2 separate regions of the Mus musculus genome follow, and region 2 is linked to region 1. Evidence: chromatin loops called from intact Hi-C (ENCODE). Cell type or tissue: left cerebral cortex. All regions are shown on one strand. Each heading gives the region's core, and the rest is flanking DNA. Links, peaks and the distances in the headings are about the cores only.

Region 1 (8,340 bases), core at 306-8,305:
TCTTTCTGCCTGCTCTTCTGTGATATTCCCTGAGCCTAGGCGTGGGTAATACAGGTGTTTCCTATTTAGGGCTGAGTAGTCAACAGTCACTTTCTCTCAGGTCTTTCCCCAGTTAGCAGACTTTGCAGTAACTGTCACACACTGTAAACAGCAGCTTCTCTGACCAAGGGAAAAGCAGCAGAGTCTATCGGAAACGTACACACTGAGAGGTCAATGTGACATCATGCCCACTTAAGGAAACGACAGTTGCAGTGCCTCTCCCCCTTCTCGGGCCCAGGAGCTCCACAGCCTTACTTGTGATCAGATAAATAACACTAGTCCTATATTCTCTCCTATAGAAAGCAGGGCCACAACCCAACAGAAAACAGTTGTTTTCTTCCACAACAGTCTTGTCACTATTCTATCAGTGGGTACACTGTCCACCTTGTCTGGCAGGTTGGTTACATAGCTCACAGGGATCACAGCTGGATAAGATGGTTTGTGGCTTTTTTTCCCCCCAGCAATCTGTGTAGCACTTTCTGACTCTATCAAAGCTCTCTAGAGGAGAGGAAGTTCTCTGGTCAGTTGATCTTGAGTTTTTTTATTCCCTGTAACCAAAGTTTTTTACTCTTTTTATAATGCTATCAAGGTACAATAATGGGGTTTTTTAAAATCCCATCGATATTATCTAACCTGAATCACCTCCCAAAGGTGAAGTCAGATTATGTTCCCATCTTCTTAAGTAACTCACAATGGGAAATAATTTTCAGTCCAGGGCGTCTTGGGGAGACACTAAACTGTATTCAACTCATAGCTGCCTTGGCAGATCTTAGAACTGTGTTACACTCAGACTTTCTTTCTCTCGTTGTGACCTTTCTGCCCCTTCCCTCTTTGTTCCTCTCCCCACCCTTGCACAGGTACACTTGCGTGCTGGCTGCTGGTCTAGCATTCCCAGACTCCTATTTCTTCCTGAGTCCCACTCTGAGGTTTTCCTCTCCGATTAACCTCTTTCACCTTTAACCCAGCCTTGGCAGGCAAACTCTTGGAAGATCTGGAAAGACTCACAAGAATTTGTCTTTGCTGCGGCTCAGAATGACATCCCAAGCAGCTGATGGTTGTGGCCCATGTCTGTATTTTGCAACACCTGGAAGCTGAGGCAGGAGGATGCAATTTGATGTTAGCTTGGGCTATATAAGTAGATATCTTTGTCTCAGAAAAAAAATAACAATAACAACAAATGCTACAGAGAGAGAAAGAACAAAGAGCGAGTGGAGCAAGGGAAGATAGCGAGGAATGAAAGGGAGCAGGAAAGGGACAAAAGAACAGGGTTGGGGTGTAGAAGTGGATTGAACAGTCTCCTCCATCGACTGGGTAGGAGGCAATCAGCACATCACTTCCTTACTAGTCTACCGAGGGTAGCATAAAGATCCAGTTCATTTATTTCTTCATGAAAGAATCATGTATTTCATACCAAAACACTTTTTATGAAGCCTGCCTTCCTATGTCAGTTAACAACTCAGCCCATGTAATAGACACCAGTTTAAAGCAGTGGACAATGATTGAAGCCATGCTTTTATTTTGCCTGTGCACATGGACATGTGAGTATGCATTCATGACTGTGTGATAAAGCATGCATGCATGCAGGTGTTCAAGCACAGGTGTGCGTGCATGAGGAGGCAAGGAGACAACCTGAGGTATCTATGATTCGTCAGGCACTTCCCCCCTACTTTACAACACAGTCATGGTGGCCTAAGAGCTTGCTGCATAGGCCAGACTGGGCAGCTAGTGAGCCCCAGGAAGCTATCTGCCTGTCTCTACCTCCTCAGCACTGGATGTCTTTCCTTTTGATACTTCAAAAGATTTTCTTTTGATTCATGCTATTTTTGGTGATGTGAATATATGTGCACTTGAGTGCAGGTGTGCACTGAAGCCAGAGTGGTGGGATCCCCTGGAATTGTGAGTTCTGGGAGTCCGATCCTGTCTTCCTTTCTTCCTTTCTTCCTTTCTTTCTTTCTTTCTTTCTTTCTTTCTTTCTTTCTTTCTTTCTTTCTCTTTCTTTCTTTCTTTCTTTCTCTTTCTTTCTTTCTTTCTTTCTTTCTTTCTTTCTTTCTTTCTCTTTCTTTCTCTTTCTTTCTTTCTTTCTTTCTTTCTTTCTTTCTTTCTTTCTTTCTTAGATAGATTCTGTTATTCCATCTAGGCTAGTCTTCAACTCATAATTCTCCTGCCTCTGCTTTCCCAGGGTTGAGATTATAGCTATATGCTATCAAGCTTGACTTCCAAATACAATTCTCTTGCCCACCCAAATCTTTCAGAATGTTTAAAATACACGAAGTATGTAGAAAAGAAAAGCTTGAGACTGAAGTAGTTACTTCCACCCTGAAAACTGCTTACGCTTTATTTGGATAGGATATTGGTGTTGGAGTCTCAGATTTTCTTGTTGACACTTCTTTGTAAACTGCTTAGTTTAGTTTTATTTATATAGTTTAAAACAGAGTCTCCCTATGCAGTGTTGACTGACCTGAAACTCACAGAGATCTGCTTGCCTCTGCCTCCAGAGTACTGAAATTTAAGACGTGCACCACCATGTAAGTATTAAAATTCTGGATTTTAAAAAGAAAAGTAGAGCAGTATAGTTTGGAGTGCAGAGTTATTTCCCATACTAATTTTTAAAAATGTTTCTGGGAATACATACAAGATTGATAAGGATTGCAAGAGACGTAAAATCCATGAGTGTTTATTTGCATGGTGAGTTCTAAAGGAAGTACAAATAGGCTGGAGTATTTGAAGAGAAGGTATTTAATTAACTTGTTTAAGTCAATGATTTTTATGTTTGTTTTTTTTGGGTTTTTTTTTTGTTTTGTTTTGTTTTTGTTTTTTGACATACATTCACCTAACCGTGAGAAGTTTTAGGCTCAAAATGTACAGTAAATTTGAAAATCGCTTTTTAAAAGATCTATTTTACTATTTTACGAGTGTTTTGCCTGCATGTGTGTACCATGTGCATGCTTGATGCCCACTAAGGTCAGAGGAGGGCACTGGATCCCCAGGACTGGAGAGACAGGTGTTGTGAGTGCCATTTGGGTGTTGGGGTCCTCTGTAAAAGCAATAAGTGCCATAACAGCTGAGCCAACTCTTAAGGCCCTTAAAAATCTCTTTATAAAACCTATTGGTAGAATTTCTTTTGATAGAAAATACCAAATAGAAAATACCAAGCCTTTACTGCCGCTTAACAGTTGGAACCCAGTAGTGAGTGCCTTAAAACCATCAGGCGCACTGGTGCATCTGATAGGACACTTTATTCTATGCAAGGGGGTCTGTCAAATAGTGCATGATATACTTCTAATAATCTAGTTAGAGGTTAGGAATCAGGATGAAGATGCAGCAAACAAAAGTGATGATAAATTAATTGAATCTGTTATCGAAAGGCTTCCTAGCTTGTATTTATGCAAAAATAGGCCCCTAAAACCCAGGATCCCACTACAAGAATAAAGACTCCTGATTTATTTTGCACATATGTATTCATAAGGTTTATTAGTATTTCAAAAATCCCTGTAGATTAAGTCCTCTTGATCTGAAATCTGTCACAATTACAGGTTACCTTTCTTACCTATGTCGAGAGAAATTAGTTTTTATTTGCTCTTTTTAGTCTTTCACTGATGTTTTTCCTTTCATTGCCCCCTTCCCTGTTCTCTGTAAATCTTTCATTCTTGTCGTCTTTCTTTCATTCAAACGAGGCCAGGTGCTTCGATTTGTTTTATCATCTCATTCAAAATGGTGCCACGTCACCCACAGGGCAAGAATGGAGAGAGGTGCTGTCATTTCTCCTGCCAGCGTGGAGCCCCGCCCTCTGCTGTTCACCTGGGAGGGGGGAAATTATACAGAGGCCACAGTCTCGTGAGCCAGAGGCCGGCTCCCTCCAGACAGTCTCGGGGCCCCCTCCTCCTCCTCCTCCTTCTCCTCCGCTGAGCTGCCCCGCCTCTCCCGGACCCCAGAGCGCATTGATTTGCATATCTCTACCTTTGTTCCCTAGCAGTGGCCAATCAGAGTGCAGGGCGAGACGAGGCGGCGGGGCGGGGCGCGCGATCGGCGGATCCGCTGCGGCCGCAGGTTGCAGAGCGGGTGGGAGCCGCTGCGGGCGCGGCACTGCAGCCCTGATCCTGAACCCCGAACCCGAGCCCCGAGCCTAGCCCGGGCCACAGGCTCAGGAGGCCAGGATCCAGAAGCTACTCGCCCAGCCCGGCGGAAGACGCCTCGACCCGCAGGCACCCGCTAGCCCACGCGCCACGATGGTGTGCGGGGGCTTCTCGTGCTCCAAGAACTGCCTGTGCGCGCTCAACCTGCTGTATACCGTGAGTAGCCCGCGCCCGGTGGCACCTGCGGGGGCCGTCGGCCTCCTCCCCGCCTGAGTATTCGCCTGCGCCCCATCCCGCGCCCCTTGCGGGCTTCCCACGCCCCAGTTTCGCCTGCAGCCCCCGCCCGGGACCCCGAGCCTGCTTGTCGCAGTCTCCGCCCGTCCTTCATTGTGGCGCTCGCCCCTCGCCCTGCTCTCTGCAGCCCTTCACTTTCGCGTTCCTTCCCACTCTCCCCATTCTTTCATCCATCCCCAGGTTTCCATCTCAATCCCTCTAGCCGCACGCTTTCGGCTGGCCATCCCATCTGGAGGTTCGGAGGCTGGAGAGCAGCCCGGGCTTAGGGGACAGGTTTGCGGGATAGTGGGGCCTGGGATGGACCAGGCGGCCTGTGGATGGCGCGCTTCTGGCACAGCTCTAAAAGCTGCCTTTTGAATGGAGGCCATAGAGCAGGTTCACAGGATATCCGTGGCTTCCGAAGTTTGTTTCGTGCTTACATAAAGTCTCTTTGTTGATGTTTCTGCCCGTGAGGTATTCGCCTGATGCTTTTCCCATGCCATCTTCCTTCCCCTTTATCAATATTCTAGCTCCATTTTTGGCGAAGTCCTTCAGTATATAGTCCTCCACCCAAGTCGTTTTTATTTTTTTATTTATTTTTTCCTCCCTACGTATCAGCATATGCCTTCCAGCTTTAACATGGAAAACTCAGTTTGATTTTTTTTTTTTTTGAGGCATAATTGTGGCTGGACAGCAGGAAGTTGAGGTGATGTTTATTGAAAACCTTCACCACCCCAGCCTTTTCATTTGTCAATTTGTTATCTATCTGTGGCAAGCGCAGTTGTCTAAATTTTATAACGGTAAAGACCAAAAAAGGCTTTACTAAGTTTTCATAACTGGTAGTTGGAGAGTCTGGACTGGAACCAAGCTGTGGAATCTAGACCTTTCCACAAGCTGCCTCTCCTGCGTGGAAGAAACTTCCTTTCGGTCATCTCATTCCATCGGAGACTTGTTCTCTTCTATAAATACATCTGGTGCTTGCAGCACCCACCCTGAAAACAAACCCAGTTTCCCTGCATTAGCAGAGCCAGGCCATCTGGGCCAGCTTAGGTTACATCTATGGACAAGAGAGGCCGCTTGTGGTTGACAAGCAGAGACACCAGGTCACGGGTCATTTTACCTTTTTTTTTTTTTTCTGGTGTGTGTCTGAAAATGATGGCAAAGCTTTGACATAGGCACCGATGGTGTATATATTTTTCTGGCTAGTTCCTGGGAATCCAGTCAACATGCTCACAAATGGTACACTTGGCAGAAAAATTCTAGAATACATGGTGGCGAAACAGCTCCTGTCACTGGAAATCCATGTCAAGTTTCATATTAAGTTCACCTGTGCGGTGTGAGGCATGCTTACCACATTGCTATATTGTAAATTCCTATCCGTTCTTGAACAATTTCTCTTATTAACATGAATGGTCTGCTTAGAACGTCACATTCTATTTTGTGCCTGAGTCCCCCTCCCCCCCTCAGTGATTCAGTCATCTGTTTACCTGATTCTCCATCTTACAGTGTCTGCTTACACACAGTGCAGGGTACAGTGGCTGCTTCTGTGCCTCTTCGGCTATCTGTAGACATCAATGTGCAATATATACATTTAAAAAAAAAAGAACCTTTTTTCTTTTTTCAAATCAAGTAATACTGCTTTTAAGGTATATTATTTCCAGCAGTATTTACAGCGTGTCGTGAAAGCCAGGAGAAAGAAAAGTTGACCCTAAAGGCATATGTTAAGATTATTTAATATCTGCCCTAAATTATTGACTTCCAAAGTGTGTGTTATTGATTTTTTATCAGGTATGCAGTGAAAATTAATTGGAAATTCATGGGAATATAAATATGGCTAGCCATTCAAAGTCCTAGACTGTTTTAGACAAAGGGAAAAGAAGTTATTGTCTAAACATTTCCTCCTAAGCATTGCAAATAGGCAAAGTGACTATGACAGCGAGGTGAACAGAAGGAAAGGGTAGACTTGATTTTTAACATCTAGCTAAACATAAACACCTGTGTCTTCTTCCCTGTCTCTCCCTCAACATTTGAAGATGAAAAAAAAAAAAGTGTGATTTCTACCAGGGTTGAATTTGGCGATTAGGAGGTATTTTTTTTTTAGGACGGGAATAAAAAGATCCTCTGTAGGTTCTACTCTGGCCCTGGTAAGTGCTTGTGTTCTGCTCAGTGCTGCAGTGATAAAGATGAGGTCATTTCTGCAAGTGTTAGAACCAGGGTAGCTGGCGGGAAGGCCCATGCATGCCTGTGTCAGACTTCACCGCTGTTGCTTTGAAGCATTTTCTGAGAACTCGGGGGCACTCTCAGCCAAGCTGTGTGCCCTCAAGTGAGCCAGACAGTTCTCAGTGTGACCAGTCTAGAAGTAGAAAGCAGGTCCCTCAAACACGATGGGAGGAACATCCCTGAATTTGTCTTGGGAATCCAGTGACTGTAGAGCGGTTAATGGTGGATTTTTCTTTTCTGCCATGCGTCTTTTAACTGAGGGAATCGCAGTACTGACATAACCGTGGGTTAATGTACTGTGTGTAAACAATCTGTACACGCAGATGAAAAGGGGAAGTAGAATTGGTGTGTCATAAGGAACAGAGCCACTTGCTTCAGAGCTTCCTATATTTAAAGATGATGAGTTTCTTCAGTCAACAGTGTTAGTTGGTTTGTGATGACATGAGTCTCAACCTGGAAATGCAAGAGCAAACCAAACTGGACTCTAAAGTGAGTATGTTTGATGAGGCCGCTTCTCATTTATTGCATATGGTCTTGAGGACTGTATTTTACCAGTAAACTTTTGTTTATCTTCTACGCTACTGAAATCCATGGGGGAATGAGTATATATATATATATATATATATATATATATGCTATTTTTGGCCCAGTATGAAGGATCTAGTTGGGAATATTAAATGATGTGTAAAGGCTTAGACACCATAAAATTTAGGACTGAGAAAAAACTTTCTGAGTTAGGAATAAAGAAGGGATGTTTGAATTGAGGAGGTTTGAAGAGATAGTTTCCAAGTCTCTTTCATATCTTTAGGACACAAATATAAATTAAAATTAGTTTGGGAAATTAACTACTTCATTTATTTATTTTTAGACAGGGTCTTGCCTAGCCTGACCTTGAACTCAACTATGTAGCCCAGGCTGCCCAAAAAATTGGAATCTAGTTGGGCGTGGTGGCGCACGCCTTTAATCCCAGCACTCAGGGGGAGGGGGGGAGCAGAGGCAGGCGGATTTCTGAGTTCGAGGCCAGCCTGGTCTACAGAGTGAGTTCCAGGACAGCCAGGGCTATACAGAGAAACCCTGTCTCAAAAAGCCAAACAACAACAACAAAAAACAAAAAAATTTGGAATCTTCCTGCCTTGGCTTCTGTTTTTCTTTCAATTATTTAGCGGTCAAATACATAAGTTCTTATTACACAGAATTCCAAAATTTCAAGGGTAAAAGGATACGTTTTACTTTCAGTTATGAGACAGAATTATCATATATCTCAAATTCAAATTAGTAGCGTTTTAAAACTGTCTCCAGATTTCATAGGAAGAGTTAGGGAAGGTTTCAGATGTTTAACTATGTTGCCAGCCATTCAGATTTTCATTGAAAACTGAAATTTCAGAATCATCTGTATCTAAAGTCCCTGATGCTTCATTTACAAGCAATCTCAGAAATAGTCGCTCCAATGCTTCTTGTATTTGAGATCACTGACTCAGTTTCCTAAGCACCAGGATGACAGAAATCTGCCACCATGCTTTATAACATGTTATATTTTTACGTTAATATGCTTATTTATGTGTATGACGATTTATATACAAATATGTCTGTGCACTGTAAGAACTTAGTGCTAGAAGAGGAATGGGGTCCCTTGGAACTGCAGTTACAGACGGTTGTGAGTCACCGCGTTAGATGCTGGGAGTTGAACCTGGATCCTCTGAAAGAGTAGCCATAGCCTTCAACTACTAAACCATCT
Region 2 (8,340 bases), core at 169-8,168, 49 kb before region 1:
GTGCTAGAAATTTGGTCTTTCAAAAAAATATTCACTAATGATTGGGGTTCTTAGCTTCTCAGACCTCTCCATTGTACTGTTAGGTGATTTTAGCAGACAATATATTTGATACGGTTTTGTCAGTCTTTGGGTATCATTTCCATCCCTGTCACTGACACACTGTAGTACGTGCATGGCTCCTTTTGTCCTCTCTGGGCTGATAAAACAGAAGCAGGTGCTGTGCCTCCAGAAGGCCTGCAAGCACTATCCCTGAGCAGCAGGGAAAGTCGGCTGTCTGGCTCGTTCTGTATAATCTGCATTCATTCATGTGCCGTTTCCATTTATATATTTGTCAATTTCCCATATGTGTTGTGTCTTATGATGTATTTTTTTTATAACACTAGTAGTTCAGGACAGAGAGGGAGGGGCTACACACTGCATATGACTGAGCACAAAAGCTGAAAATTCTTCTATTCTTGGAGGGTTTCATGATCAAAAGGATTTGGAGAAGACGGAAATCTAAATTAGTCGTGTCTTAAAGACAATGGACTATTGTGAGGTTCTTCAAACCCTAATTAGTGTTCTTGAAAAGTTGCTGCAAAGCTGTGTTGAATAGCAACAAGTTACTTCCTAAGGCATAATCAAGGGCTTTTCCCCTCTTTGAATAATGGGCTGGGCCTGGTAGTCCAGGTTATGAGAAACTGAAGACAGAAGCAACAAAAAGGCTGGAGGATTAGAATACTTCTGGGGGGGTCATGACTCTTATATACCAAGGTATCCTGTGTGTATAAATTAATAACTCTAAACAGCTTTAATTTGCAAAGTATAGTACATTAAATGATTGTTTTAAGTGGAACAATGTCTGCTTTCTAAACCAGCCACATGCATTTATTTACTTTGTATGAACGGGTGTTCTGTCTGTATGCCTGTGCACCATGTGGGTGCCTGGTTCCTGTGGAAGCCAGAAGAGGTCATCCTGTCCTCAGGGACTGACATAAGAGATGATTGTTAACTGCCACATGAGTACTGAGAATTGAACCTGGGTCCTCTGAAGATCAGTCAAGGCTTTTAACCACTGGGCCACCTCTCCAATGTCTCCCTTCCTGTTTCTTCAATTTAATCCAAGAGCCCTTTCTAAAAGCTAGTTTTTGCAGTTGTTGGTTTTAAAGTAAAGTAAAACTAAATATTTTTGTTATGAAAATGGTACTGATGTTTTAAATGAATGCTGTCTGTACTCCGTAATTTCTGTGATATCTATCAGTCAAAATTATAATTGCAAACATGTCATTAGAAGGGTGTGTCAATATTACGTTTATCAGTACATGTGATGGATTGGACTCTTCCAGGGGACAAAATCCCAAAAGGCAGCCCTGTAGGACCCCAGCAGAGTATGTAGACTGTCATTTTCATAGTCTCCTTTCCTTAAGTATCCTCAATTCATAGTAATTAATGATAAATTAATGGGGTTCCATTTACAATTTTAGATGATAGATACCTAACACTTTTTTTTGCTGTGTCTTTCTCTAACTGTGATATAGAGAAAGTATTTGAACGACCCTTTCGCAGAGGTTGCATATCAGATATCCTGCATGTCAGATATTTACATTACGATTCATAACAGTAGCAAAACTACAGTTATGAACTAGCAATGAAAATAGATTTTATGGTTAGAGGTCACCACAACAGGAGGAACTGTGTTATAGGGTGGCAGCATTAGGGAGGGTGAGAAGCCCTGAGGTAGATTATCACACTATAGCATGGTGATAATTTAGTGACGGCTAAGGGTGGAAGGGTGGGGGCTGGAGAGATGGCACAATGGTTAAGAGGACTGACTGCTCTTCTAGAGGTCCTGAGGTCAGTTCCCAGCAACCAGATGGTGGCTCACAACCATCTGTAATGGGATCCAATGCCCTCTTCTGGTGTGTCTGAGTCAGCTACAGTGTACTCCGTTTTAACAAAAGCAGTAGAAGGTTGGGTTGTCTAGCGATCCCACCCCTGAAGGTCTTTATCTATGTGCTGGCCTCATCCCTGCTCCCTCCCTCCATCTTGTCTATTCCCCCTCCATTTCTCCTCAACAAAAAGAAAATCTCCTTAAAAGAAATTATAGCCATTTAGTTGTCCCTTCCCTGTTTCATGAGAGCAGGTCCTGTGTGGGCTAGCAGGTCCTGTGTGGGCTACCGTTAGCATTCAGTGAACGCTTGGCATGACTTTGAATCGCTGATTCTTCCGCCTCCACTAACTCCTGGAAATTACATGGATGCACCCATAGCTAAGCTAGCACTATAATTTGGTTTCAGTAGAATTTATTAGGTCATGGTTTTCTAAACTGTTGGAATTGTTGATTCATTTGCCCCCCCCCCCCCCCAAATAAAGATTTCCTTGTCTTAGTACTGACCTGTGTTGCTGGCACTGTATCTTAACTGATGAGGTGACATCATCACCAAAGCGTTTACTAAGCTGATTGTAAGGATACATGTCTAAGCTGCTTAGAAATGAGCTTTGGGGGAGGAGGGGTGTCTAAGAAAGATGCTCTAATGGAGGCCAGAGAGGAAGTGAGGTGTCGTCTACCTCATCTTACCCTGAGCCAGAGGCTCGAGTTTCTCAATGGCTCGGCTAGATTCAGCATGCCACAGCAATCCAGTCTCCCACACACATAGCCTGGGAGCTGGGGTGACAGGCTTATTCTGGACACAGATCCATGCTAAGATCTGAATTCTTGGCCTCATGATTCTACAGAAAATGCAGATACCTCTCCAGAACCGCCTCCACACCCAGAGTTTTGGGGGGTTTTTTTGGTTTTGTTTTTTTTTTTTTAAACATGACATTCCGTATGGTAACTTGGCAACCTTGCTTTCTGACTGCAGCCGACGTTCTGAGCGAAGAGGCGATACTGAAGTGGTATAAAGAAGCACACGCCGCCAAAGGCAAGAGCGTCTTTCTTGACCAGATGAAGAAATTTGTGGAGTGGTTACAAAATGCAGAAGAAGGTAACTTCATGTAACAGCCCTCATGGTCACTAGTCAAATGCTTATTGCTTTATTCTAGGTTTTCTCTCAATCCCCCCCTTCCTCCCTCCCTCCCCCCTTCCTCCCTCCCTCCCCCCCTTCCTCCCTCCCTCCCTCTCTCTGTTCTTAAAATTCTCACTGTGTCTTCATATGCTTCATAGTCTGCCCACATCTCAGTGTTCATTTCTGAAAGCAAGGTAATAACATTTTCAAAAGAAAACTAAAAACAAACTCGGATCATCCACTTGGCCACACAGGCTGGGGTTGGAGGGGGTTTCAGCACCTTTGCCAGGTGCGTCTTGCTGGAGATCGAAGCACAGAATGAAAGGCAGGTCTTTGATGACCCAGCTGATCAAAGGCCATATATACTGTTTAATGATGTACAAGGCCTTACTGCATTGTTAGAAAGCTGGAGTTCACTGGGAAGCAAAAGGTAGGGAGGGTTTTCGATCTGTTCTCATGTGTAACTGTTTTGCCTAACTAATACATGATAAAAGTATCCCATAGCATTGGGCTGTTACCCATAACATATCCCATAGCATTGGGCTGTTACCCATAACATATCCCATAGCATTGGGCTGCTCATTAGAAGTCCACCCATAATCTGACAATGCCTCATTTGTCTTTCTTTTCTCTTAGAATCTGAATCAGAAGGCGAAGAAAGCTAAATGTCTCCAGCACACTGCCTAAAAAAGAAAAAAAAAATTAAAACGCCACACTTTTCGGTTGGGAATGCTGAAGCGTTTGGGGAGGGAAACTTGGCTTCTGTTTGCACCAAGGAAATAAATGATAGGCGAGGCCTCCCCCGCTCCCCGGGGAAGGCATTTTTTTCATTTCTGTTTTGTTTCAATGGAGCCCTGAGGCGTCGGCTACTACACTTGGGACTCTACCTCTCACTGTACGCTAACTAAAGCCATTCAACAAGGGGGTCAGGTAGGAACCTGAAGCTCAAAACTCAGTACACCCCTTTTTTTAGCTGTATTTTCAGGTACTGTGTGAACGCCCCACTGGTGTCTATGTTACAGGGCCACTTCAATAGTTGTGTTTCTTCTGCTCGTGTATGTGATTTGACAAACCAGTTTTTTTAAAATAAACGGCTTTTTAAAAATCCTTGTGTATATGGTCAGAGCGTGTTTTATTTATTAGCATAGTGTGTTGTGGGGTCTGGGAGAACAGGCCTGGGCATGGCGGTCAGAGGGTTCCCATTCTCTTCTCCAGTACTTTTACCTGCTAAGCCATCTCATGGGCCCCCAGAGGTTGGTTGGTTTGTTTAACATTACTTCTTATAAAGGTGTCATCATTTTTTTCCCTATCCAAACATTAAACGGTTACATTTTTTTGGTACAAATTTCAAATCTGTCCCAAAATATACTCACATTAAATAAAATACGCATTTCAGTAAGATCTACTACAGTAAGTGACTGCATTCTGGGAAGTGTCACATTTAGGTTCGGTCAGCGTTCCTGGAAGAAGCTAAGAGAGTGTGCATCCCATCACTGTTTATAGCGGGTTTCTTATTGCCAATCCGCCAGTCACATGGAACAAGTCATTACATCACCTGTGCAGGACACCGATTGTTGGGGGAAAGGAAGCAAGCGCTATCTCCTCAGGGGTGAGTTCGTTACAACTTCGGAGGGATTCCACCAGACAGCCTAGATAGGAGTTTCAGTAAACACGTTAAGGGAAGCAGACACCTCTCTCGAGACCCAGACACACGTTCTTGCTGTATAATGTTCGCCACCTACAGTGGGCAGTCAGGAGGATCTTCTTCAGGACAGCACGGTCGCAGGACTAGGACAATCCCAAGGGGCTGACGGGAAGTATGAGGATGGGGAGGAGGGCTACCTCGAGCTGTTTCACATCAGAGACAACTGTGACAAAGTCCTCAGACCTGCGAGCTCTCCTCTTATCATCTGGCATAGCGTCTGATGTATTCATCCACTTTGTCCCGAAAATCCTCCTTGTCCTGCAAATGATGTTCTGCAGCTTCAATATTCAGTGGATCATAAAAATTCAAAAGATCGGTAAATAAAGAGTTTAACCCCCAAACGACATCCTTTAATGTTCGAGTGGGAGCCCAGCCAGTGCCATCAGCGGAATGTTCTCTTAGTAAACTTAGACATATTTCCCCCGTTTCTGTGATGTTGGGGTGCCAGATTTTAGTCAAGCATTTCACCTTGGGAGGCACCATGTTGTAGGCATCAGGAACTTCAATTTCAAACTGAAAATTTCCACCCTGGTAGTAACCCTCATCTGGGCTTACAGTCAGCTGAAAGCAATGAAGCTTGTTTGGATCAGGAAAATGTACTTTACAGGTCCAAGGTAAATTAGCTTCAAGTTCTGCAACCTCTGTAACAAGCAACTTATCTCTCATGGAAAACCTCCGAGTAGAGTCAGATGTGGACACTGATGTCTGGGATCCTTTGAGATCTTCATCCCACTTCAACTTGCTTGCCAGCGTTAGCATTACTGCCACCTTTCTGAGCACCACGAATCAGGAGAGGTGAGCCGGCACCCAAAACCGTGCCCGGCGAGCAGCGGCACCGAGTTGCGCAGCCCTTCAGAGCCGCACTGGCTCTCGGCGGCGGAACCGGAAGTCTGCATTTCTTATCTATTAAAAACTACTGTGGCTGAGCATGGTCACTCAAACCTATAATCCCAGTATTACAAGGGCTCAGGTGGGAGGATTGCAGCAACATTGAGGCTGGTTTGGGCTACATAATGAGCTTCAGGCTAGCTTCGAGTTAAGTGTAAGACTCTACTTCATTCAACAAATTTAGTTGAGGGAAAAACAACTTTACTCCATTCTTTTATCTTCATGATAAAATAGAAATAACCTCAATATGTGTGTTTACTGCCGGGAACGCCTCGAAGTTACTAACAGCTGTTAAAGAAGTAAACTTACAGTTCTGTTCTGCCTCTGTTTTCCTTGCATAAGCTCCTGGGAGCTTAGAGACGTGTACATGCTAAAGGATCTATTTCTATTTGTATATATTGAGGTGATTTTCATTCTACGCCCCCTCCCTCCAGAGTCCTGTTCTCAGTGGTAGCATTGAAATGCTTCTGACCATTTGGGAAAGTCTGCAGTCTTTACTCTTGAAAACCAGGAGTTCTCTTGCTGTCGAGGCCATGGGAAGGTTGGAGCCGGCTAATGTATTCCACAGACAATTGAAACCAAATGAAATGAGAATGTGTGGCTAATCCTCCCCGACGCCAGGATAAGAAAAGTTGTATAACTGTTGAATAAAGTCAGTTTGTTCACTGATGCTTCAATCACATCACCTAGAAGAACCTAGATCCAAGGGGATGAAAATATATATGTATGCTATAGATCTCATAATTTATTAAGTGGGTTTCCAAATGGTAGCCAGGGCCAAATCACACTTGAGATGTCAAGAAGCCAGTATTCACCTGTGAGGCTGGGTCGTCAACAACTGGAGTCGTTCCAGAGCAGCTGTCTGTCACTGAGGGGTGACAGCAAGTAGTCATTTAGTCTACAAGGTGGATCCAGAATTCCCTGGAGAAATGCCAGCTCTGTCAACAAAGGAATCGGCAGCGGGGTTGGCACAAATCCACTCAGCAGCCTTTTCGAGTCTGAGCTCCTACCAGAAGGTGCCACCCACAATCCGGACAGGGCTTCTCATATCAATCAAGACCAGTCTTCAAATGGGGCTCCCTACTCAGGTGATTTGTCACCACCATTAATAACAGCCTTGGAGATGATACTATTCTCAATGTGATATTCCGAGAGGGAGGGGGAGAGTTGTGTGTGTGTATGGGAGTTTCACCTGCATGTTATCACATGTAGGCAGTACCCATGGAGGGCACAGGTGTTAGATGTCCTGCAACTGGAATCATAGACAGCTTTGAGCCATTTGTAGGTGCTTGTAGTTGAAGCCCAGTCAGTCTGCTGCAAGAGGAACCAATGCTTTTAACTGATAAGTCATCTCAGCTGCTGTGATATTCTTTTTTAACTACATTTACTTAGTGTGTGCCTGTGGATACATGCCTGTGCTGCTCAGATAGAGGTCAGAGGAAAACAGCAGTCAGGCCTCTCCTTTCACCAATGTGGGTCCCAGGGATTGAATTAGGCCACAGGCTTGGTGGCAGGTGTACCCACTGAGCCATCTTGCCCTAGAATCTGATATTTTTAGATTGTCCTTTGGGGGGGGGGGGGGGGGAAATAGCCAGGAAGAAAGTGTTTTTTTCCAGAGCATCAGTTTGCATAAGTCTATTACCTAGCTTCCTTCCCACCTACGTGAAAAAGAGAACTTAAATGATCATCGCATCATAGAGCCTGTATTAATGTGTTTGTTTTAATAGAAAATGTTTTCATTTCAAAACAACATAGTGGCACATGCTACTCTCAGCATTCAAAAGCTGTAGGCAGAAGAATTGTGAATTTGAGGCCAGCCTGGGCTACATGAGAAGAAAGGGCAATAATAATAATAATAATAATAAATTTGGTCAACATATTTGACAAGTGTTAACTGCTAGTTAGGATTCGTAGCAGGCATGCTTCATAAACAGTAAATTAAAATTGTTTCTCCAATACACGGATTTTAAAAACATTTTGGATATAGCAAAGATAAAATATTACATATTATACTCAATTTACCACATAATAATTTATGTTGACTTTGATACATTGCATATAAGATGTTTCACATTTAATTTTGTGTCAGTATTTTAAAAAGTTTTCCTTTCATGTTAGGGTAATATGAGTAAAACTTTGAGGGCCACTAAAGTGCAGTACATTTGACTCTCCCTTTCAAAAGCAGTAAAAAAACAGAAAACGGGCAGTTTTCTGAGGTCTTCGAGTTGATGAGCAATGGCCAAGATGGTACTTCATCTCCCATCTGTATCATCTCACATCTATTGCTGCTTTGTTTGTTTTTTCTTTTTTACAATTTATTTAATCCTTTACTTAATGTGCATTGGTGTTTTGCCTGCATTCATGTTTGTAAAGGCATCGGATCCTCTGGAACAGGAGTTACAGGCTGTTCTAAGCTGCCACGTGGATGCTAGGAATTGAACCCGGATCCTCTGTAAGAGCAACCAGTGCTCTTAATTGCTAAGCCATCTCATCAGCTCCAGATTCTTTTTTGTTTTTCATTTGTTTGTTTGGTTTTAATCCTGAAAATAACTTCATACAGTTCAAGCAAAAGTTAAAGAAAAAAAATCCTGAGTTCACTTGATGTGGGCTACTCTTGGCATGAACAAAGCCCCTACCACAAAAGATAAATAAGAACACGCAGCACTTCTATTTAAGAAACCTTTACTAGCCTGTAACAAATATGGAAAGTCAGTTAACTTTCCCAAAGCTGATGGTGATTTCGAAGTACTTAAGCATGGA

Evidence for each region. Peaks named below come from ENCODE experiments on the same cell type or tissue, not always from the same donor. Only the 100,000 strongest peaks of a DNase experiment are listed, where the experiment ranks them.
Region 2: it touches region 1 in a loop (6-fold over the local background); 6 of 42 quality-filtered maps call a loop at or near these places.

What each region holds. Positions count from the first base shown.
Region 1 is chr12:36,038,239-36,046,578 of GRCm38, reverse strand. Tspan13 (tetraspanin 13) reads left to right here and starts at 4,101. Exons shown (of 6, transcript NM_025359.3): 1 at 4,101-4,328. The coding sequence starts at 4,266. In left cerebral cortex, for the core only: CTCF peaks have their summits at 4,079 and 4,727; DNase peaks (open chromatin) are centred at 4,690, 5,332, 5,734, 6,759 and 1 more place; H3K4me3 peaks cover 3,650 bases; H3K27ac peaks cover 3,745 bases.
Region 2 is chr12:36,087,593-36,095,932 of GRCm38, reverse strand. Bzw2 (basic leucine zipper and W2 domains 2) reads left to right here. Exons shown (of 12, transcript NM_025840.3): 11 at 2,844-2,966; 12 at 3,624-4,098. The coding sequence ends at 3,652. It also overlaps the pseudogene Gm5434. Among named protein-coding and RNA genes, the nearest start is that of Tspan13, 49 kb to the right of the region's middle. In left cerebral cortex, for the core only: no CTCF peak of the experiment used is centred there; DNase peaks (open chromatin) are centred at 3,224, 3,754, 4,667, 5,968 and 2 more places; H3K27ac peaks cover 1,733 bases.